Regions from separate parts of the Homo sapiens genome. Here regions 1, 3 and 4 are each linked to region 2. A link is a contact called in ENCODE Hi-C or POLR2A ChIA-PET data. All regions are on one chromosome and are shown on one strand. The core of a region is the stretch at or near the end of the contact, and the rest is flanking DNA. Distances in the headings are between cores, read along the strand shown. Region 1 holds the start of CCNT1 (cyclin T1). Region 2 holds the start of RPAP3-DT (RPAP3 divergent transcript). Region 3 holds the start of LINC00938 (long intergenic non-protein coding RNA 938). Region 4 holds the start of ARF3 (ARF GTPase 3).

Region 1 (5,935 bases), core at 1,982-4,481, 1.0 Mb after region 2:
TATTTTATAAACTACTTCAAAATTAATGCCAGGAATGGCGGCTCATGACTGTAATCCCAACATTTTAGAAGGCGGAGGCGGAAGGATCCCTTGAACCCTGGAGTTTGAGACCAGGCTGGACAACACAGGGAGACCCCATCTTCACAAAAAAAATTTTAAAAATTACCAGATATGTTGGCAAGCCTGTGGTCCCAGTTACTTGGGAGGCTACGGCAGGAGGACTGCTTGAGCCCAGAAGGTTAAGGCTGCAATGAGCCATAATCAAATCACTGCATTCCACCATGGACAACAGGGCAAGACCCTGCCTGTCTCCCTACCCCAGCAAGAAAAAGAAAGCTATACCTAAATTCCACATGATTTCCCCTTTAATGTTACTCCTCCAACCCCAAAATGTTGACTTTAGATGTCTGATAATCTGTTTTTTGGGGTTTTTTTTGAAGACAGGGTCTCACTCTGATGCCCAGGCTGGAGTGAAGCGACTCAATCTTGGCTCACTGCATCCTCAACTCCCTGAGTTCAAGCAATCCTCTTGCCAGCTGCTGGAGTAGCTGAGACCACAGATGCATACCACAACACCCAGCTACTTGCTTTTTGTTTTTGTTTTTGATATTTTGTAGAAATGAGGTCTCATTATGTTGCCCAGGCTGGTTTTGAACTCCTGGGCTCAAGTGATCCTCCCATCTCAGTCTCTCAAAGTGCTGGGATTACAGTTGTGAGCCACTGCACCCGGCCTAATCTACTTCTTTAGAGAATCGACATGGATATACTAAATCCACTAGACAAGTAGACACTTAACAGGAAAACTGAAAAGCTGGATTCAGAACAGCAACACAGCACATAATGGAAGTGATCAACCCTAAATTCTAAAGTTCAAGTTACAGTTCAGTAGCAAAGACCAACCACAAATGGAATAGGTAGGTGGAATCAATCACAAAAGGATTATATCATATAAAAAAATTATACTTACATTTCCAGGGAACTGTGTGAAGGACTGAATCATGTAGAATCGATGCATGTATACTATAGCAGTGTTGATAGTCAATTGTGAGCTGAAGTGTTCAAGTTAAGATCCAAAAACAGGCAGGTATAATTCTGGAAAAGATAACCTCTATCTCCCTCCCAAAAGGATGAAATGGCCAAGCAAGTAGATACTACTAAATGAAAATCATACTTATCTCTCCAAATCAAAGAATATGTCTGTTTTCTTTCACCAAATTATTAATCGCCAACTGACACTTAGCACAATGCCTTACACATAACAAATATTTAATATAAATGTACTGAATGAATAAACAAACATCTCAGGATGTATGAATCTAGACAGATTTTTTTAAAAACTATATAAGGCGGCCAGGCGCGGTGGCTCACACTCTGTCGCCCACACTGGAGTGCGGTGGCACCATCTTGGCCCACTGAAACCTCTACCTCCCAAATTCAAGCGATTCTCCTGCCTCAGCTTCCCCAGTAGCTGAGATTACAGGCGCCCACCAACAGACCTGGCTACTTTTTGTATTTTTAGTAGAGACATGGTTTCACCATGTTGGCCAGGCTGGTCTTGAACTCCTGGCCTCAACTGATCGACCTGCCTTGGCCTCCGAAAGTGCTGGTATTACAGGCGCGAGCCACCGCGCCTGGCTGACAACCTTAATGACAACACACATACAAAAAGGAAAGCATTTTAAGGATGCACTGAAATAGAATTTCGAACAAAAAGATTTAACTCCATACTGACAGGATGCTTAGGAAACAAACCTGGACATCAGCAGGAAACAAACTGGCGATAAAACAGACACCCATTTTGAGATGAACACACCCTTAAGATACACACATTACTGTCAGCCACACATTTAAATAGAAGCTGCACCCAAGAAAATTTTCACACGCAGAGTGGAAAGAAATTTAAAACTATACTAGTTTTCTCCACCATAAAATAAGTGTATTTCCTAACAAACAAAAATATGTGGGAGAGGTTACCTCATTTTTTTTTTAATTTTTTTTTTCTGAGACGGAGTTTCACTATTGTTGCCCAAGCTGGAGTGCAGTGGCGCCATCTCGGCTAACTGCAACCTCCGCCTCCCGGGTTCAAGCGATTTTCCTGCGTCGGCCTCCTGACTAGCTGGGATTACAGCTGCCCGCCACTACGCCGGGGTAATTTTTTGTATTTTTAGTAGAGACAGGGGTTTAATCATGTTGGCCAGGCTGGTCTCGAACTCCTGACCTCAGGTGATCCACCCGCCTCGGCCTCCCAAAGTGCAGAGATTACAGGCGTGAGCCACCGCATCCAGCCGTTACCTCATTTTTGAAAATGAAATACATATCATCACTCTAAGTAAGTTAAGGACCCGGTATTTTGTAAACTATTTAAAACATTAGATTCGTGGGTATCCCCTACAAACGTAAACTAACATCTTTCCTCTGAAATTCTATAAAACAGTAGCTACTAACTGAGCATCTGAATGCAAAGCACTGTGCTGGACACAGAATCAAACACAAGAGGTATTATCCCATTTTATAGACAAGACGGCCAAAAATTTGAGAGGTCACTTAAACAGCTAGTAGATGAGGAATGGATTTTGGACCAAGGCTGAGGCATTAATTCTAGTCCACCCTTTATAACACTTTCAGGTACTGAATTTCTCGAAATTTACACACTAGGTTTGGGAGGCAGCCGTCAACAGAGAAACCTCTGCCAGACCTAGACCCCTAGGGCACAGCGGAAAATGAGAATCTTAACGTCACCAGAGCAGATCAGAACACAATGAAGACAGAGTTGGAAGGGCTGGTTAAAACACAAAGCCGGGAAGGATACGAATTCCCAGCAAGGCTGGCGGCACGGGTGAGCGAGCGGGAAATCAACTCTGCCTCGCTTCCCTAGCGCTAACTGAGTTTCAGCCCGCCCCATCGTGGGCTCTCCCAACTAGACATCCAGCTTCTGCCCACCTTCTTCCCCACTTTCGTCCCCCCCACAGAGCCTGAGACCCGGACGCCAGAGCATGGCGGGACCAACTCCAAGGCCGAAGGCCTAGGCCACAAGGATACACGTTAAGACGCTGCCCCATGTCCTGAAGCAGATTGGCCGCCTGCTGGCGATAAGAAAGTTCTTTATCTGGGTCCACGCCAAAACGACGGGATGGGCTATTTTCCAGCTGTTCTCGAGTGAAATACCACCGTTTGTTGTTGTTCTTCCTCTCTCCCTCCATAGTGCTTCAACCAGAAGGCAGCGGCGAAGGCTGCAGGCACTTCCCAGCGTCACCTAAGAGGCGACCCACATCCGCTGTGCGGGGGCAACTGCGACTTGACGAACTTCCGCTAAGCGTCGACCGCCGGGTTGTTACTTGCCTCCGTAGAGGAAGCAAAAGTCAAAGGACCTACTTCCGGAATGCACCTCGCTACACCCCGTAGCCGAGTTAACAGCCAATATGCGACCAGAAAAAACCTTGAGGCGAGGACGCAGGCGCGTCACGTGACCGTTGGGCGGTGGAGTGGGGTTAGAAGTTCTTTCTTAAAAACCGTGTATCTTCCCGCGAGAACCGGATTGAGCGTTGGCGCCCCGGGTCAGGCTGCGAGGCCGCAATTATAGTGGGATGGGGCGGCCGCCCACGCGCCGCTTGGCGGTTCTTACGAGAACTTTGTTTGTGACGGCAGTGGTGATGTAAAATGGGGCAGATGGGCCGGGCGCGGTGGTTCACGCCTGTAATCCCAGCACTTTGGGAGCCCGAAGCGGGCGGATCACGAGGTCAGGAGTTCGAGACCAGCCTGGCCAATATGGTGAAACCCCCGTCTCTACTAAAAATACAAAATTAGCCGGCGTGGTGTCGCGCGCCTGTAGTCCCAGCTACTCGGGAAGCTGAGGCAGGAGAATCGCTTGAACCCGGGAGGCGGAGATCGCAGTGAGCCGAGATCACGCCACTGCACCCCAGCCTCCAGCCTGGGTGAGAAAGCGAGACTCCGTCTCAAAAAAATAAAATAAGTAAAAATGTGGCAGATGAACTTGAAAGAGAAAGTAGGTGAGGCTGTCAGAAACTGAAAAACAGAATCAAATGGTGGGGCTCTTTCGTATATCGGAGCATAAAGCAACTAGAAGGCTGTTACATTGTTGGTAGCAATGTAAAATGCGACAACCCATTTGGAGAGGTCGCTTTAATGTGTAGCCAAAGGCATGAAAACATTCTCACGTTGTTCGCCAGTGATCCAACTTAAAGGAATAAAATGAAATTAATAACATTAATTAAGAGCTTACATGTCCCAGGCACAATACTGACTTAAATATACTGTTTCATTTATTCAGCACAACTCTAAGAGGTAATTTTTAAGTACGTTTGCGAATGGGTGAACTAAAACTGCCCCTTGAGTGTGGAAAGCCTCCACCACTACCCCTCACTTGCACAGATTAGCAAGTTCTTGCCCTCTGTCAAAATATTTCCCAGCTCCTTTGCCGGGCGCGGTGGCTCAAGCCTATAATCCCAGCACTTTGGGAGGCCAAGGCGGGTGGATCACCTGAAGTCGGGAGTTCGAGACCAGCCTGGCCAACATGGTGAAACCTCATCTCTACTGAAAATACAAAAATTAGCCAGGCGTGGTGGCGCACGCCTGTACTCCCAGCTACTCGGGAGGCTGAGGCAGGAGAATCATTTGAACCCGGGAGGCAGAAGTTGCAGTGGGCCGAAATCGCGCCACTGCACTCCAGCCTGGGCAACATTGCGAGACTCCTTCTCAAAAAAAAAAAAAAAAAAAAAGATACATCCCAGCTCCAGCCTCTGATAACTGTTTGGTGCTGGGCAAGATAGTTAACTTCTCTATGCCTCTTTTCTGTGATAATACCTATGTTTTAGATAGTGAAAGGGAGTAAAGATTTAATGAGTAAAAAGTATTTATAATAGTACCTAGTACTTAGAAAATATTCAGTAGCCCTTATTGTTATAATATTTGTTACATTGTATTGAAATTGAAGGCAAGAGCAATGCCTTCATTTTTGTATGGCACTTACCTAGTAAAGCCCTGGCCCTAGTAAATAGTCCATAAATCTTTGTCAGATAAATGTGCAAAACACCCACAATACAGAAACTGAGGCTTTGGGAGTTTGCCCTCACTACACCACTAATAAGTGTAGATCTTAAATCTAATTCCATTGATCTTTCCATTCACGCAAGCTGTATTCCTGCTTTTCTGGAACCATATTCAGTTTACCTTGATTAAATATGGGTAATTTTAGATAGATTTGGATAATATTAGAATCCTTCATCTTGCTTTGATAATATTTTGGGTTTTGTCATTTCTAGGCATGGGTGATCTTACTATGCTTGATTGTCATTCATTCTCAGAAGTATTTCTTTCCATTCAGGTCACCTCTGCCATATACTGCCTGTAGTTAGTATTAGCTCCATTTTACCCTGGAGAAATTGAGGTTCAGGAAGATTTAAATGACTTACTTCTAGTTATAAAGTAAAAGAACTTGGGATTTCAAATTTCTTCCCTCACAGACTCTTTACTATTAAGAGAATAAGCACTTACAAAATAGATTTTTTAGTAGAATAAGCACTTTTTCAGTTATGTAGTCATGTATGTTATCTTTTGAACAGCTGTGTTAGTCCATTTTCACGCTGCTGATAAAGACAAACCCAAGACTGGGCAATTTACAAAGGAAAGAAGTTTAATGGAGAACTCACAGTTCCACGTGGCTGGGGAAGCCTCACAATCATGGCGGAAGGCAAGGAGGAGCAAGTGACATCTTACATGGATGACAGCAGGCAAACAGAGAGCTTGTGCAGGCAAACTCCCATTTTTTTAAAACCATCAGATCTCATGAGACTCATTCACTATCATGAGAACAGCACAGGAAAGACCCACCCCCATAATTCAATCACCTCCCACCGGGTTCCTCCTACCATATGTGGAAATTGTGGGAGTTGCAATTCAAGATGAGATTTGGGTAGGG
Region 2 (5,400 bases), core at 83-2,582:
CTTTGGGAGGCAGAGGTTGGGGGGCAGGGGGAATAGCTTGGGCTCAGGAGTTCCTAGATCAGCCTGGGCAACACTTCGAGATCCCCATCTCTACTAAAAACACAAAAATTAGCCAGGCGTGGTGGAGGGTGCCTATAGTTCCAGCTACTCAGGAGGCTGAGGTGGGAGGATCGGGAGATCGAGGCCACAGTGGGCGGTGACGGGCCCACTACACTCCAGCCTGGGACCAAAAAAAAAGGAGGGGGGGGAATGAAATGAGTTACGTAAATGAGATTATATGGAGATTACAGTACATTTGCCTTTGATAATATAAGACTTGTTCTTGAGCATAGTCTGGGGAAAAAGCAACAAAGTAAAAGATACAGGAAAAAGGATGAGTGATGGGGCAAAATCTCCAAAAAGGTAGGAGAAGAGTCAAAGCTTTAGGCGGAGGGAAGAGAAGTAAGGTGGGAGGGAGAGAGACGGAATTAGAAAAACATTTGTTTAGGACAGTGAAAAATACCTCACTAAGAAGGGACAGTTGCAGATGCAGATAGGTCTTCTGACTCGTAGCCTCAACAACTAAATTAGGTTTAAGCTTCTTTCAGGCAGTGTCCATGTTTGACCATATATGCACAACTCATTCAAAAACAAAACTAGTACAACGCTTTGTTGGGAACTCAAATAAATGAATAAAAGCGCAACAAGTCAGTGAGATGCTGACGGGGGTTAGATGCTTTTCCATTTCACCCATCACCGCTGCTGCTCGAGCAGGCCCAAAAACTCTCCCAGGGACCCTGCGATGGGGCGGGGGTGCGAGCCAGCAATCAAAAACTTCCAGCGCTGGGGGTATCACTTTCACACCCGCTGTCCCGGCGAACACCGCACACCCACGCCGCAAGGGGGCGGGCCCCACCTCGGTCTTTGCGGGAGGGCGGCTCTGCCTTCCCGAGCACTGCAAAATCGCAGCAGGGTGGAGGGTCCGCCTGCAAAGCAGAGCGCGCAGGCCCGGGTTGCGGGGGCGAGCCCCTCCGGGAACGCGCGACCCGAGACGCCGCTGCCCTGGACACCGACGCGCCGCCTCAACGCGCGCCTCCACCGCCAGCCCCGGCCCGCCCCGCCTCACCGGTACCCATAACCGCTACCCCTCCTCCCACCGGCCACCCCAAGGATCTCCTACGCTGCTCCGGGCAGCGAGAACCGCAACGCCCGCTCACCTGACCAGGCCGTAACCCGCCGCACTGCCACCCCGTCAGCCCCGCAGCGACTCACGCCGAGCCCGGCAGTGACTCACGCAAAGCCCCGCCTCCTGCGCTTCCCCACAAGCCCCCGCGGCCTCGCCCCGCCCCCTTTAGCCTGGGCTTGAGCGCGCGCAGAAGTCAGCTTCGTGACTTCCTTCTCAGGATGGAACCAGCTTGGTGGCTTGAGGGTATGTAAAAGCAATATCTGAGCCTTCTGCCTGCTTCCAATATGACTAAGCTTAAAAGGAGATAACCCAAAAACTGCAGGATCATCCTGATTTTCTGATCTCCAAAACAATAAAACCTTGAATATTTCCCTGGACTCCCTTAAACAGTTTAATCCCTAATATTTACCTTGCTAATCTCTGACCTTTGTGACATTAATTTGTCTGACCTTTGTGAGTATAATAACCATGTGAGAAAGTTACTGTTTTTCCACCATGAACAGACTACTGTCAACCGGTAATCCTGGTAATTTTAGGGGATTTTTTTTTCCCTTTAAGTACTGGTTGGCAAACTAGTCCTTCCGTCTAACTCCTCGCATCTTTTGCAAGTAAACCCCTTTTCTAAGTGAATCTATCTCTGAGTCTTTCTTTGACATGTGCCAGTGTTACAATCTGTCTTTAGATATGCTCTGGCTTACAGAGAAAAAAGAACGAAACTTTTAACACTTTTTGCTTCTGCTTCCCGTGTGAGGGAGTCTTCGTTGCAATGACAACTCTTAAACGAAAGCAAAACAAAAATAATTGCAGAAGTCCACAGAAGCAAACACAAACAAATGAAACTTTCCATTTAAAACAGGACTGTAACCTCAAATATCCTCAAAATCCAGATCGGTGGTTCTCAGTCTTGACTGAGCTTTGGAATCACTTAGGGAGTATATACATATACACGTGTGTGTGTGTGTGTGTTTGTGTCTGTGTGTGTGTGTGTGTGTGTGTGTGTGTGTGTGTGTGTGTGTATACTGATTTCTGTGTCCTATCCCAGAGATTCTGATGTAACTAGTCTTGAGTGAAGCCAATCAGAATTTTTTAAAGCATAGGATACGGCTGTGCATTTGAAGCTGGAAGCCACTAACCCAGGCGCTGATCAATGAAGAACTAGGCTGGAGTGCTGTCTTACAAGGTCATATCATTAGCACATCCTTCCCATTGCTTAATTATTGGTATCTTTATATTTTAAAATCATAGTAGTCAAATCATTAAGTGTACGTCAAAATATTTACTAATGAAATGATTCTTTGGTTGTATTAGGGAGATAGAGAACTGACTTTTAATAATTTTTTTATTAAGTATTTAAAAGCAAATATTGATTTACTGGTGTTTTTAACAAAAGCAACCACATTTGTTTTATTAATTCTGACAGAGTTGATTGAGAAGAGAGATAAGGGGGCTAGCTGGCTGCTCTAGTAAAACCTCATAGACCCTTAGGTGACCCTGCTTTTCTCTCTCTTTTTCTCTCTCAAACCATACAATAATCAGAAGTAGCTTAGTGAATATAGAGTCAAAGTGAGAAAAGTTAATCAAATGGTTTTGATGGTCATCATCACCTAATTCTGAGGCTCCTGCTGTCCCACAAAACCTGTGCCTGCAATGGCAGCCTTCTCTCCTGTGAGCTCAGACCTAGGCCACCTTAAGTTCTTTCCTAGATTCCTTGCAGACCTCCCCACTTCTATTGGCAGTTATCTTTAAATGGATTTCAACAAAATGTGTAAATAATGCCTTTCTTTTAAGTCTCTTTTATTCATTTACTCCAGTCATCTCAATTGAACTTATCATTAATACCTGAAGAGTTATTTTCAAAGAGACAAACCTCTTTATGTGTTTTATGTGTTGCAGTTGTAATGGTCAGTGGAAATAAACAGGAGTGTTTATTATTGCAACAATAAAATGCTGCAATTAATGATTGTAAATGCTATTAATTTTAATATCCAAAACAATTATTGGGCTCTTTCAAATAGTTAAAGAGTCTGACAGTTAATGTAAATCTTAAGAAAGGAAGTATTAGCTAAGTAACTTTAGGAAGAAAATGAACCTTGGGACTTCCTGTTATGGAGATACTATGTTAAGTTTGGTTGCATGTGACAGAAAGCCCAAAATAAGAGTGGCTTAAACATGAAAGATTATTTTTCTTTCATGTAAAACTGAATATAAGCAATCCAGGATTAGTGTGACAGTTTCGGTGTGAGACCCAGGCTCCTTCCTGGCTGCTCTGTGATCTTCAGCATATGGCTTTCATTCATGGTTCAAGCTGGCTGCTCAAGCTCCCACGATCTTGTCTGAAATCCAGTCGGCAGAAAAGGGCAAGAGTGGGAATAACGGTACCCCCTGCCCATTAAGAATACTTCCTTTTGCATGCCATTGGTGAGGACATAGACACACGCCTACTTCTGGTTGCAAGGGAGGTCAAGAGTCTGTACTCTTGACAGTCATTTGTGTACCTAAAAACTGAGACTTCAGTGAATAAGGAAGAAGAGGAGAGCAGATACTGAGGGGTAACCAGCAGCCTCTGTCAGGGGTCTTAATAAATATTCTTTAAAAAATAATGAATGAATAAGTGAGTAGATACTACTAGAAATCCAGGCTCACTACAACATGAGGAAAAGGGTTGAATTTTGCAATCCTGATTCTGCTACTGACTAAGAATGTGGCTTAATCTGATCCTCAGTTGTCTAGGTAAAATTAAAGTGGTGAAGATAAAAATACCCACCAGAGTGAGAAAATGAATATAAAAGGACTACTTAGCACAGCTTGGGACATGGTAACAGCTTAACAAATGTTAGTTCTTACCTTTCTCTCCTGCAAAGCTAAGGCCCAGACCCTGGAATACAGTACTCTCTCCTGCATTTCTGTCTTTCTGTCTCCTACTGGACTACCTGGAAGACCTCTGAAGAGGCCTATGAAGAGCACAAGTACTGGGCACCAGTAGGTGAAGGTTAAGGCTGATAGCAGGGATAGTAAATTGCCTCTCCCAGTATAAAATTAAATCTGTATAATAAGTGAGACAATAATTACTATAAGAAAGACTAGCATGTTATTTCACATTCCTTATCTCACAACAATGGTAATATTATCCCCATTTGACTGGTGAGGAAACAATCTGAATAATTAAGAAATTTGCTCATATGGCCAGTAAGCAACAGAGCCTGGCTAGGTACCTGGGCAACATGACTTCAGAGCCTGTACCTGTTACCCCTGTGCTCTACTGACTCACTGTCTTGCCTATTGACTGTGAACATCTCTGGGAAAGGGCAGGACAAGGCCCTGTTTCATCTATCTGCAGGCTATAAACTTGCCCGAGGTATCTCTTCATACCTGACCGTTTTCTAGCATTGTGGCTTGAGTAATCTGTTTACAGATAAGAAGTCTTTTTCTGTATCTCTTTAGCATCTCCTCTTCCCCCAGTGTGGTCAACCTCTGCAACCACAGAAGCTACATCCAGAAATGTCCTTATACTCCTGTGTATTTGATAAAGGGGACTGGTTATTGGGGATGGGGACCACCAATCTCCATTTACCACCCCCCCACCGGCCGCCTCACTATCTGTATGCAATGATCCTTCCACTCTTCATATTACAGAATTCTCTTCCCCTCTTGGCTAGAGAGACTTAGTGAGTCAACAGAGACTTCACCCAGATACCACATTCTTCAAGCCATTCTGAAAAGACTCTAGAGCAAAAGTATCACTGCCAGCCCTGCTCTAGGGAAAAGGCAGGGAGACAGACATTGGAGGGAGGCCATATACAAAGAAGACACTCATTTCAAGTTTTCTTCAATGACTTTAATTGGAAACTTGAACCTTCTAAACCATAGTTCACACCCGGCTCTGTGGTACAGCATTTAGTTCTCAGTGGGGTTGGGGGACAAATGCATAATTGAGGTTAAAATAGGGAACTACAGTCTCTCTGGTCTCGTAGAGTTATTCAAATTATGGCTGCTGGATAAGGCTTAAAATAATTATGTTAATGACACCAAGCTATGGGTTCCTTCTTCTTCTGATGCTGAATCATCCTCCTATGAGGAGAACTCTTTCAAAAAAAAATTGGGGATCAAAATACAAGTCTGTGGCTGCACTAAACATCCACAAGTGGGAAACTTCTTGTTGCAGATACTGAGCTGGACACAAAAACACTCAGGCCTGGAGAAGGCCACCCCACCCCCAGCCCATTCACTGCACCAAC
Region 3 (5,572 bases), core at 1,357-3,856, 2.0 Mb before region 2:
TTTTTCTCTAAAATCATCTTTAAGGAAATATCAATTTAACTTCAATAGCCTTGTTTAACGAATCAAACTATTTTTTTAAATCTTAGAGTGACCTAAAATCCCAAAATTTCTCCACTGAGTTGGCATACCAATTCCTCAATTTATTTCAGCTGTTGTAATCATACACCTGATAATGCTTGATTTGAAACTGGGTACAGTTTTTTAAGGTTTAGTTGAATGAGGGAATTTTTAATTTATCACAATTTCCTGACTAATATGAAAACTGATGGTAAGAATGAAAAATTCAAATAAAATAACATAAACCTCTAATTACGGCGTGCAGCGTTTGCAGTTACAAAAGCAACACTACATTTTTCCCATCATAAGCGCTTTGTCATCAAAACAGTAAACTATACAAATTGGATTGCAACAATTTCCACTGTTATTGGTAATTTTTTAATAGGAACACTTTCCATTAATGCTTGAAAACTACGAACTACATTTTATTTTATATCTTGTCAAATTAGTTGGAGAATATCTATTGTAAAGCTGTCAGCACATCTCTAACATTACTTTGTCAGGATCCACCTGCTCTATGCTGCCCACTATAGGAAATGCAATATGGTAATAAGAAATGTAATAGAAGGTTACTTTAGTACAATCTCATAAAAAACATACTCTGACTCTACTTGGATGCTAAATGTGGTGTTTTTGCAAGAGATACAGACTGATTAGTGGCAATCAAATTTATTAACTGTAAAGGACATCAATAAGAACAGACAGGACCAGAAATTGTATCTTGGTGATCCACATGCCAGGAGTAGCGCGGCAGAGGATGGAGAGTGGAACTTAGCGATTGAGGCGCAGCCTGCAGAAAGCTGCACTTCTGCACTAGAGATTAAATAAGAGGGTCAAAATCAACATAAACTAAACCCTTTTTCAAAGTCATGTAAACACAAATGATTGCTGCAACTGGAAAACAACATTGAAAATAAATGATTCGTGTGATGCATATCGATTTCAACAAACCTTTCCTTAAACCTTTAACGTTACTCTTACAAGCAAATACCGTTAATAGCTTACTTCTGTCTTAATTTTTCTAACCACAGGAAAATTGAAACATAAGTAATCTGATAAACATCAAGTTTTACGTTGATGCTTTTGACCACAGGGTATATACAGTGTTAAGAATTTAAATTCTATCCATCAGATATACTTTAGGACTCCATTTTGAAGATAGCCTCTTCTACAGAAAAGAAATTTTTAAAAGTCAATTCTCCAGTTTCTCATCACATCTTAATTTTTTTAAAAAGGCTTTTAAACACTAGTATCACTCCAAGTCTTTAGCCTTTGATACTTGCTCTGAAAACACACTATCGTATGTTTGTGTATGTACACACACACACACAACAGTGACTTAAAAGTGGCAACCGCCTCTTGAAAAGTAAAAATATGTCATCCCTCCATTCTGCCCTTAAATGAGAAATAAAGACAATAGATTTGCCCACTGCAGACTGGGATACCAGAAAAGACGTTCTAAGTCTCGCCTGAGACAATATTAACCTGCTATCTTAAGTCCCAACTTGGATGACTTAAATTTCAGTGTACGTGCCTCCGTTCCCACTCTTGCCCCATCAGCTCCATCAGCATCGTCATCCCCGGCTCGGATCCCGGCCGCGACCCGCCAGGGCCGCCGGAGTCCGCGAATACCGCCCGCTCCCAGCAACGAAGCTCCCCGGCTCCCGGCCGACCGCGAGTTCCTGGAGCAGCAGCCTCCAAGGTTCCCAAAGCCCACGATTCAGGCGAGCGGTGCCGACCGGGCCGTGGACTGTGGCATTTTAAAACTACAGAAGTCTCACTGCACGACTGGCGCGGCCGAGGTGGCCCAGGAGACCCTCCAAGAGATTCTGGTCAGCTGCCGGGAGCGTGGAAGAGCAACCAAAGCCACCAAGGCGCCGCGCCAAGTCCCCGGAGCAGTCACCTCAGCTTTCCGTTCTCCCTCTAGTTACAATTACTCCACAGGCTTCTGGCGCTTCCTTCGAGAAAATGAAAAACTAAAAACGCGTAGAGGTGGTAGAAGTCGTTGGCATTTTCCGTTTAATGTGATCCCCCAGGCTCCATCCCTTAAGTGGGGTTTCCAAACTCGGATGCATCCTCAGCAGAGGTTTTCCATGTTGACAGATCTCTCGCCTCCCACAAAATGGGGCCGGGGAGGCGGCCGCGGTCTCCTCTATGGGCGCCGCCATTTTGTGAGGCGGCGGCGGCGCGGCGGCAGGAGCCCGGGGTGTGTATAATGGTTGAATAGAATGACCCCCTCCAGGGAATCCCCGGCACTGACGGTTACGTAAGGGGCTGTGCGCAAGTGCGGCGTTTAGGGAATCCGCACAGCCCGGGCCACGCAGCTCCGAGGCCCACATCTCCACTTCCCCTAAGAGGACCGATGGGGGAAGGGACAGCTGACCGGGTCTTCCTCGCAGCAGCCTCACCCCTAGTCTTCCGCGGCCGGCGAGCTTCTCCACCTCCCCGGGCCGGGTCTCCGCCCCTCACAGGCTTCCGAGACACTCACTGGCCCTGGGTTGTCAGGATCTTCCTAGCCACAACCTTATTCCGACCCCACTTAAGAGACAAACTTTAGTTGGGAAATAAGTCCGTTTCCTAGAGTGAGCACCGGAAGCAAGCTGCACTATATTACATAATTTTTCACCTCCAAAGCAATGTTCCCATTGGAACGACTACCTGAAATAACCCATCCAGACCCCTACTACCCTGTGACCTTGGGTTAGGCAGTGACTTTGCCCGTGGTGGCCGTCACTAAAATGGGAATAATAATACGTTTCACGTACTGTAATCTTAATTAACATTTGTAGCAAAGAGCCGGCTCCAACACCCCTCGTAAATGCAAATTTAGGTGGTAGTATTTGTTGAGATGTTTTGACTCATTTAAGCAAAGGGTTTTTTTAACCTTCAAAATATTTTAAACGAGGATTACATTTAAGACATTTGAAAGCAAGGAAAAACGTTTTATTCGGTATTTATTTTAAACGCAGCAATCTTGAAGAGACCTTACTATAAAAATGTAAACCTTAATTATTATTGTCGAAGTTCGATAGATTGCTTCCCAACCAGTTTAGTTAGTTTGCATAACTTTGCTCATAGAATACTCCAGTTTGATATGTGAAGCCAACCAGCGGCAAGATGAATTAAGAGCATTACTCTATTTCCACAGAACTAGGACAGACAGTTCACATTGTATTTAACGTATAGTTTGCTAAAGTTAGCGTGTGGATAATTCATAGAAAATGTGCTAACCAGGCCCCAAAATACTAGCATACGGCTCATAAAAGCCGATTCCTTTAGATTTTACAAAAACAGAAGGTAACAAATTGACTTTATTCCGATCTGTGAATGTTGCGTAGCGTGAGGGGCTACCCCGGTGAGCTTCCTTTCCCTTCAGAGCGCCACACCGGTTCTGTCGGGCGGGCGGGGACTCCGAGGCGGCCCTTCCAACAGCCGGGCCGGGGACGCGAACATCGCCTCCACCCCTAACCCTGGAACAACCGGTAGTGGCCGTTTCCCCGCACCGCCCCCCTTTCCGCCGGCTTTGTGTGCGTGTGAAATGTGCGGCACATTGCAGACGAACCCTAAGCCCGGCGAGTCGAGTCTATTGTTCCCCGCGAGGATCTGCCGGGGCGGTGTGGAGCCAGGCGCAGTGCCGCGGCCAGCCCTCGGGGGTCGCTGTGTGGCACTGGCTGCCAGGCCGTGGCGGCGGCAGAGAGGGAGGCTGGCGGGGAGGGAAGCAGGCGGGCGGCGCGCAGCGGCTCAGCTGCCGCCGGTGCTTCTGCCCGGGGACGCCCCGGCCTCAGCGGCCGAGGCCGCGCGTGAATGTGTGCGAGGGCCCCGCGGAGCCGGGGCCGAAATACACGCTGTCACCGCGCTTTCCACAAACCACCACACAGACCTCCCCCTCCCCACCCCCAGCCCCGCCTGCCCTAGCCCCGCCGCCGCCGCCGCCGAAACTCTTGGGCCTCTGGCCGCCCAGACCCCTCACCATCGGCTCGCCTTGCCCGTCGCCCGCTCGCGCGCCCCCGGCAGCAGCACCATGTTGAATCGCGTCCCCGGGCTGAGCTGCCTCAGCCGGCGGCGCTGAGAGGCGGGCGAGAGCCGGGCCACGGGGAGGGAGGGAAGGAAGGGGTGGGGGCCGCGCTCGCCCCGCGGCTTCGCGCGGATCCGGCAGTCGCCTGCCCTTCTAGTTTCGCTCCGATTTCTTTAAACTTTTTTAGAAATTCCCCTCCCTCCTTCCCTCCTCTCCCCCTGGCCTCCTGCTCCCTCCTTCCCCTCCTCCTCCTCCTCCCCCTCCCTCCCTCCCTCCCTGCGCCGCCGCCGCCGCCGCCGCCGCCGCCGCCGCCGCCACCGCCGGCCCATGACTGAGCCCCGCCGCCGCCGGCCGAGGAATGGGCTCCGGGCTCTGGTAGGAAGCGCTGGGAGCGGGGGGCGCTTTTAAAACACCGATCTGGGTTTTTTAAAAACCTCCTTTGAAAAAATAATGGCAAACTCGACGGGGAAGGCGCCTCCGGACGAGCGGAGAAAGGGACTCGCTTTCCTGGACGAGCTGCGGCAGTTCCACCACAGCAGAGGGTGAGAGCAGAACCGGGGGGGCAGCGCCGGGGCGAGCCGGGGCGAACGGGGCTCTCCCGCCCGGGCCGGGCACGGGGTCCCGGCTGACAAGTGCGGGGCTTTTTCTCTCCCGCAGGTCGCCTTTTAAAAAAATCCCTGCGGTGGGTGGGAAGGAGCTGGATCTTCACGGTCTCTACACCAGAGTCACTACTTTAGGCGGATTCGCGAAGGTGAGTGGAAGTTTTAATTTGTATTTCCCTCTCGCTGGCCTCCTCCAAAAAGTCTCCTTTGACCCCGGAGTGGGCGCTTGGGGCTGGGGGGGTGGCCCGCGGGGGCAAAAGGCGTTCTTTTCGCTCCCAGCCGGTGGCACGGAGGCGGACGGCGGCGGGGCTGTTTTTGGCCTGGTGGCTCGCGTGCGCGCGGCGGGCGCGGGGCTCCGGCGGGCGGGCGGCCCGGCGCCGGCTCGCGCCCTGCCCGGTGCCCGGTCGGGCCGGCGGGGTCTGAGCGCCGCGGCGGGGAATGCGGGCGTGCGGGGCGCCAGCCTGAGCCCCGCGCCCGCCCCGCTCCCGCGCCGCCCGCCCGCTCGCTCGCGAGTCAGCTCTGCCGCCGCTGCCGCTCTAGCACAGGCGGAGACACACAGAGACACACAGACTCTGAGAGCAGTTTTCGTGCAACTCAAAATTAGCGCGGGCAGGTTTAACATCGATAATCGGCTGCGAAATAATCCCGGCAGCCGGGGGCACAGCCTCGGCCCCGTCGCCCTCGGTTTATACAGCTAACAAAAGAAACCAGGACCTGTCTCCAAATAGCCATCTTAGGCTTCAAGGCTAGGCAGAAGCTGTAGGCCTCAAAGAAGGGCCTATGGAGATGGATAGATCTGGGAGAGGGATCGGAATCGGCCCCAGCCCCGGCCCCCCCCCCAACCCGCGGACGTCGCTGTCCGGAACTGTATTGATCCTTTTGAACTTTTTTTTTTTTT
Region 4 (5,761 bases), core at 1,635-4,134, 1.3 Mb after region 2:
CAATTTTACAAGAAACATGCAACTGGTAATTAGCAGAAGCAGGATTTGAATCTAATTTTGTCTGATTCCAAGATCCACTCTTAATTACTATACCATTCTGCCTCTAAATTTACCTCAACAAAAATGGTGAGGAGAGTTCAGGCATGGTGGTTCATGCCTGTAATCTCAGCACTTTGGGAGGCCAAGGTGGGAGGATATATTGGAGCCAGGAGTTTGAGACCAGCCCTAGCAACACAGTGAGATCTCTACAAAAAGTAAAAAAAAAAATTCGCTGGGCATGGTGGCACACGCATGTGGTCCCAGCTACTTGAGAAGCTGAAGTACAGGATGGCTTGAGGCCAGCTCGAGGCTGCAGTGAGTTATGATCACACCACTGCCCTCCAGCCTGGGTGGATAAAAATAAAGGTATATAGGGAAGCAGATTCTACAATTTCCTTCAGTTACATACTCAACTTTAACCAACCTGGTTTTAAAGAAGTTCCTCCTTCTAACCAATAAATCCCACCCTCTATCCTGAGTCCACTTCCTCTTATTATGACTCTAGTGTAAAAGAGTAGGGTGAACACACACTACAATATGACTCTTTGTGCACTTAGTATTTCACTCACTTCCACTCTTTCCAGTCTGCTCTCCTTTATACTTGCATTCAGTATAATAATAGCAGCTACCATTCACTGGTACCAATTCTGTACCTGACACCACACATATACATATATTGGTCCCTCCTCCAAACTCTCCAGGATCCCAATTCATATATAACACTTTGAAAGACTTAGGTCTGATGGAGAGACCCCTTTGCCCACAATGGGGAAGCAGGAAATCTGGGACTGCAGATAATGACTCTGTGTTCTAGTAATATTTTTCTTTTTGGGTCTTAAGTTTCCATTATCTATGCCTATTCTGTGCCTCTTAGGAAGGCAGAGACACAAAAACTTCTTAATTACAAAGGCTAAGGGTCTTTGTACCCTTGCTAAGCTATTTCCAGGCACTTCTGCTGACAGCCAAGCCATCTCTTGCCCTTTCCTTAAACTACAGTTAGAAAGCTTGTTGAGTTCTATCTATTTACATTCTAAATTCATCATGGGTACCTACTGTTTGCATGGGCATTGTGGAAGAGGAGACGAAATCCAGTTCCTGCAGTCGAAAAGCGTCTAGTCTCTTTGGAAAAGCAAGATAGACAACTATAAAAATTCTAACTATGCAAGGTAATAATTCTATGCTGGGAAACAGGACGCATGTGAATATGTGATACATGGGAGCCTTTCCTGGCTGAATCCAAGGTCAATCATTCATTCGGTGAAAAGCTGAACCTTAATGGATTAGTTTCTTTCTTAGAATGAACTTTTACAGACATGTTTTTCAAACTCAAGTCCAATGGGCTATGATAATCCACTGTCCCATAACACTGTCCCATGTCCCAAGTCACGGCAAGTGGAAACACCTACCCCAACAACAAGCCCAAGACAAAATAGCAGCAAAGACTGTTACTACCTACCTGATTGAGGACAGGGAAGGAGGTATGCAGCGACTAGATTCTGTCCTGTTGCACTGACCCAAGCAATCAGACTCTTGCAGCAGATCTCCTCCCAATAAAACTTTCATGCCATAGACCAGGGGTGACCCAATCCAACAACAGCAGAGACAGGTTTTAGGTTACATTTCTCCCTCACCGGGACGGCCTTACTATTTCTTCTCACTCCTGACCACATACCACAATCCTCCACCTCCACCACCACATTCCTCCTGGCCTGGAAAGATGGAGACCCGCCTTAATGCAATCAAGACGGGAATTCCCCCAAAATAACAGCTACCACTTTGCTAATCAAGTGGCCCGTTTTAACAGGGAACTCCACCTCCCCAACTCCCGCCCCTTCCCTCAAACGATTCGCGTAAGCAATGGCTCCATTTTCTGTTCCGGGAATCCTGGTACTTCCTAAAGAAAGAAAGCGGATTGGAAGACACAAACTGAGGGCCAGTGACAAGATGCTCCCTCCTCCTGTGAGACCGCCCCCGCTCCGCCTGGGGAGGAAGGCCCCACCTCTCTTCTCCCAGGAAGATCAGATCCCCCTCCTCCTTCTCCTGCCTCCTCTCCACCCTCTCCCCACTTGCTGCCCTCTTCCCAACCTGCGGTTCCCTAGACTCGAAAGCGCAACCTCTACCACAATAGCGCCCATGTGGTGCCCCAGCAGCCTGCCCTGTTGGCTAACCCCCAACCCCCCTACGCACCCCTGCCCTATGATGGGGGAGGGGGTGTAACCACAGCAAGGCTTCTCTCCCGTCTCCTATTGCTAAGGTGGGGGAGGGAGAGGGAGTAGAAGAAAGCAGCATTCCCTAGCCCTTTAACAGAAAAGATACAAACAGCCATCACCGCCCCCTCATCACCTCTCCTCGGACGGTTTTCCTCTCCCTCAACAGCACACCTCCTGCAGGCGACAACCTAACTGCAGCCCAGGTCGCCCCCTTGAGCGAGGCGGAGGACAAATCCGTGTGCGCCCCCCACCCCCACCCCAGCTCTGCGTCCTTCAAATGCGGGGGCAGGCGTGAAGCTGGCCCGACGCACCCTCTCTGAGCTCTCGGGTGGGAAGAATCCCACCGCCCCACGCCAAGCAGTGCCGGGCGGGGCCCGGGAGGCGCTCTATCTCCTCAGCCCTCACCCTGACCGAGCCTCTTCTCTACCGGGACCCGCCTTCCCTTCCCAGCCTCTCACCTGTTCCTGCTATCAGCTGCGCCGCTGCGGCCGCCGCCTCTGCCCCGCAGGTTCCGCTCCGCTCCCTCTGGCTCCCCAAGCCGACTTCAGCCCGGCTGCTGCCCTGGCCCACTCCCCGGCTCCCTCCTTCCTTCCCTCCACCTAGCACCGGAAGCCGCGACGGCGACTGGAGCTGTGCGGCGTACCCCCACCCCCAGCCCGGGATACTTCCCACCTCCCCGATCGCGCGATAGCTGCGCGGTAGCTAGCGGCAGTTCTCGCGAGACCCATCACCATGGCAGCGGCTGCAGCACCGGCGGCCGGGCGCTGGAGCTGGAGTCAGGGCGGGGGCAGGTGTGGGGGCTGTGGGCGGCGGAGGCGGGAGCCGTGAATGGGGATGAGACAGTGAGGACTGAGGTGACAATCCCAAGCTCCAGGGTTGTGCCTGGAATTTAAGGACTGAGGCGGCAAGTTGGCTGCGTAGGAGACGGGCTGGGCTGCGGGGCCCAGGGGCTCCTTGGGCAAAGCCAGCATCGGGATATGGGTGAACAGTCGTTGCTGTGGCATGCCTTACCCAGCCAGACTTCATCTTTATTTCTTAATCTGGGCTAGCTGCCATCCCCTGAAAGCCCTCACCGCACCATTGTTGTTGCTCACTATTCCTGAGACTAGATTACTGTGGGGTCTGAATCAAGAGATCCTTTCCCATAAGGAAGAGGAAGGAGAGTGATGAACTTAAGAGGCTAAAGGAAAACAGCTGGACTCTGAGCCAGTTAAGTTGGAACTTGAAAGACGGAGAGTGGAAACCTAATATTCAGAAGTGTGGTTTGAGGAAGTGTGCCTAGATGAGTAGGGATTTTAGTATCCCAAGGAAAGGTGAAGGACTTTGCACCCATATTTCTTGCTTCCTACCCACTCCTACTTCCCTCACACTCCGTTTTGCACCTGGTCTAGACATGCAGAACTGCCTTGAAACAAAAATAGCTGTGATAGAAGGGCACTAGTAATGCTAAGAACAGAAGGTTCCTTTTTTTTTTTTTTTTTTTGAGACAAGAGTCTCACTCTGTCGCCCAGGCTGGAGTGCAATGGCACCATCTTGGCTCACTGCAACCTCTGCCTCCCGGGTTCAAGCGATTCTCCTGCCTCAGCCTCCTGAGTAGCTGGGATTACAGGCGTGAGCCACCGCGCCCGGCCAATAGAAGGTTCTCTAAGTGCCCTCTCTCCTCATTTACAGCAGTATAAGGGAATGAACACATGGCTCTTCCCTAAGGCTTGAGCCCAAATTGTTGCTCTTATGAATTTATTGCCTTGGTTGATTTTGTTTGTTTGTTTCCTTGCTTCCAAGAAGAACTAAGCTGGGGCCAGGCCCTGTGTTCACACTTGTAATCCCAGCACTTTGGCAGGCTGAAGTGGGCAGATCACTTAAGGTCAGGAGTTTGAGACCATCCTGGCCAATATGGTGAAACCCTGTCTCTACCAGAAAATACAAAAATTAGCCGGGCATGGTGGCACATACCTGTAATCCCAGCTACTTGAACTGAGGCCAGAGAATCGCTTGAACCTGGGAGGCGGAAGTTGCAGTGAGCCAAGATCGTACCACTGCACTCCAGCCTGGGCGACAGAGTAAGACTTTGTCTCAAAGAAAAAAAAAAAAAAAGCTGGTAGGTGCCATATATGTCGATCTCCTTGTCCTCATCAATCCCTGGTGTATGCACTTACAGTCCCTTAACCCAGTCTGTTCTCTCTCTTATGTTAACCTGATAACATGACCCTAGAATGTCAAGCTAAGGGGACCTTAATTTAAGATGGTAAGGGATGAGATGGATGACAAGGAACCTGTTTATAACAAGGAATTATATCTGTCCTGGGCACTGCTATTAAGGGCTGCTGCCCTGCTAATCTCTGTGGGTTGTTTTTGTTTTTGTGTGTGTGTTTGTTTGTTTGTTTGTTTGTTTGTTTTTGAGATGGAGTCTCGCTCTGTCACCCAGGCTGGAGTGCAGTGGTGCAATCTCAGCTCACTGCAACCTCCGCCTCCCAGGTTCAAGCGATTCTCCTGCCTCAGCCTCGCGAGTAGCTGGGACTACAGGTGTGTGCCACCATGCCCGGCCAATTTTTTGTTTTTTTAGTAGAGACAGGGTTTCACTGTGTTAGCCAGGATGATCTCAATCTCCTGACCTCGTGATCTGCCTGCCTCAGCCTCCCAAAGTGCTGGGATTACAGGCGTGAGCCACATCTCTGTGTTTTTTTAAGATACGGGGTCTCACTATGTTGCCCAGGCTGGAGTGCAGTGGCTATTCACAGGAGCGATCATAGCACACTTCAGTCTTGAATTCCTGGGTTCAAGTGATCCTCCTGTCTCAGCCTCATGAATAGCTGGGATTATAGACATGTGCCACTGTGCTGGGTAGTTCTGTCGGGTGTGTTTTTGTTGGTGGTTTTGTTTGTTTGTTTCTTGCTTTTTTTTTTTTTTCTGTTTTTGAAACTGGATCTTGGCCGGGAGCGGTGGCTCAAGCCTGTAATCCTAGCACTTTGGGAGGCCGAGGCAGGCGGATCACGAGTCACGAGGTCAGGAGATCGAGAACATCCTGGCTAACACGGTGAAACCCCGTCTCTACTAAAAATACAAAAAATTAGGCAGGCGTGGTGGCAGGCGCCTATAGTCCCAACTACTCCTGAGGCTGAGTCAGGAGAATGGCGTGAACCCGGGAGTTGGAGCTTGCAGTGAGCCGAGATCGCGCCACTGCACTCCAGCCGGGGCGATAGAGCAAGACTCCGTCTCAAAAAAAAAAAAAAGAAGAAAGAAAAAAAAAGAAACTGGGTCTTGCTGTGTTGCTGAGGCTGGAGTGTAGTGGCGCAATCGGCTCACTGCAGCCTCAACCTCCTGGGCTCAAGTGATCCTTACCACCTCAGCCTCCCAAGTAGCTGGGACTACAGGTGCACGCCACCATGCCTGGCTAATTTTTTTTTTTTTTTTTGAGACAGTTTCGCTCTTGTTGCCCAGGCTGGAGTGCAATGGCACAATCTCCGCTCACTGCAACCTCTGCCTCCTGTGTTCGGGTGACTCTCCTGTCTTAG

What was found. A loop is a pair of places that touch in the nucleus more often than their neighbours do. ChIA-PET counts read pairs that join two places held with the same protein, here RNA polymerase II (POLR2A). Pooled maps may share reads with other maps.
Region 1: a loop to region 2 is called in a map of CD8-positive, alpha-beta T cell, with 11 times the contacts of the local background. The contact joins the promoter of CCNT1 here to the promoter of RPAP3-DT in region 2. A Hi-C loop is called at or near these places in 3 of 168 maps with a recorded cell type or tissue (CD8-positive, alpha-beta T cell, naive thymus-derived CD4-positive, alpha-beta T cell and natural killer cell), 1 of 37 single-sample maps with no recorded cell type and 9 of 50 pooled maps. POLR2A ChIA-PET finds 5 or more read pairs at or near these places in 1 of 52 experiments (activated B cell).
Region 3: a loop to region 2 is called in a map of B cell, with 38 times the contacts of the local background. The contact joins the promoter of LINC00938 here to the promoter of RPAP3-DT in region 2. A Hi-C loop is called at or near these places in 4 of 168 maps with a recorded cell type or tissue (B cell, CD8-positive, alpha-beta T cell and naive thymus-derived CD4-positive, alpha-beta T cell), 1 of 37 single-sample maps with no recorded cell type and 13 of 50 pooled maps.
Region 4: a loop to region 2 is called in a pooled map, with 2.9 times the contacts of the local background. The contact joins the promoter of ARF3 here to the promoter of RPAP3-DT in region 2. A Hi-C loop is called at or near these places in 2 of 50 pooled maps. POLR2A ChIA-PET finds 5 or more read pairs at or near these places in 2 of 52 experiments (HEK293 and HepG2).

What each region holds. Positions count from the first base shown.
Region 1 is chr12:48,713,476-48,719,410 of GRCh38, forward strand. It overlaps CCNT1 (cyclin T1), which reads right to left and starts at 3,232. Exons shown (of 9, transcript NM_001240.4): 1 at 3,040-3,232; 2 at 968-1,049. The coding sequence starts at 3,200. RefSeq lists enhancers at 2,997-3,276, 3,347-4,347, 3,747-3,986.
Region 2 is chr12:47,704,756-47,710,155 of GRCh38, forward strand. RPAP3-DT (RPAP3 divergent transcript) reads left to right here and starts at 1,333. Exons shown (of 4, transcript NR_183480.1): 1 at 1,333-1,408. It overlaps RPAP3 (RNA polymerase II associated protein 3), which reads right to left and starts at 1,275. Exons shown (of 17, transcript NM_024604.3): 1 at 1,197-1,275. It overlaps ENDOU (endonuclease, poly(U) specific), which reads right to left. Exons shown (of 10, transcript NM_001172439.2): 10 at 4,979-5,400. RefSeq lists enhancers at 489-990, 991-1,490, 1,211-1,505, 1,437-1,586 and silencers at 737-826, 857-1,146, 1,217-1,296.
Region 3 is chr12:45,725,315-45,730,886 of GRCh38, forward strand. LINC00938 (long intergenic non-protein coding RNA 938) reads right to left here and starts at 2,607. Exons shown (of 1, transcript NR_028408.1): 1 at 406-2,607. It overlaps ARID2 (AT-rich interaction domain 2), which reads left to right and starts at 4,392. Exons shown (of 21, transcript NM_152641.4): 1 at 4,392-4,614; 2 at 4,730-4,823. The coding sequence starts at 4,523. RefSeq lists enhancers at 1,235-2,197, 1,903-2,622, 2,198-3,160 and silencers at 3,673-4,092, 4,603-4,842.
Region 4 is chr12:48,954,603-48,960,363 of GRCh38, forward strand. It overlaps ARF3 (ARF GTPase 3), which reads right to left and starts at 2,885. Exons shown (of 5, transcript NM_001659.3): 1 at 2,708-2,885. RefSeq lists enhancers at 1,082-2,077, 2,133-2,212 and a silencer at 5,321-5,530.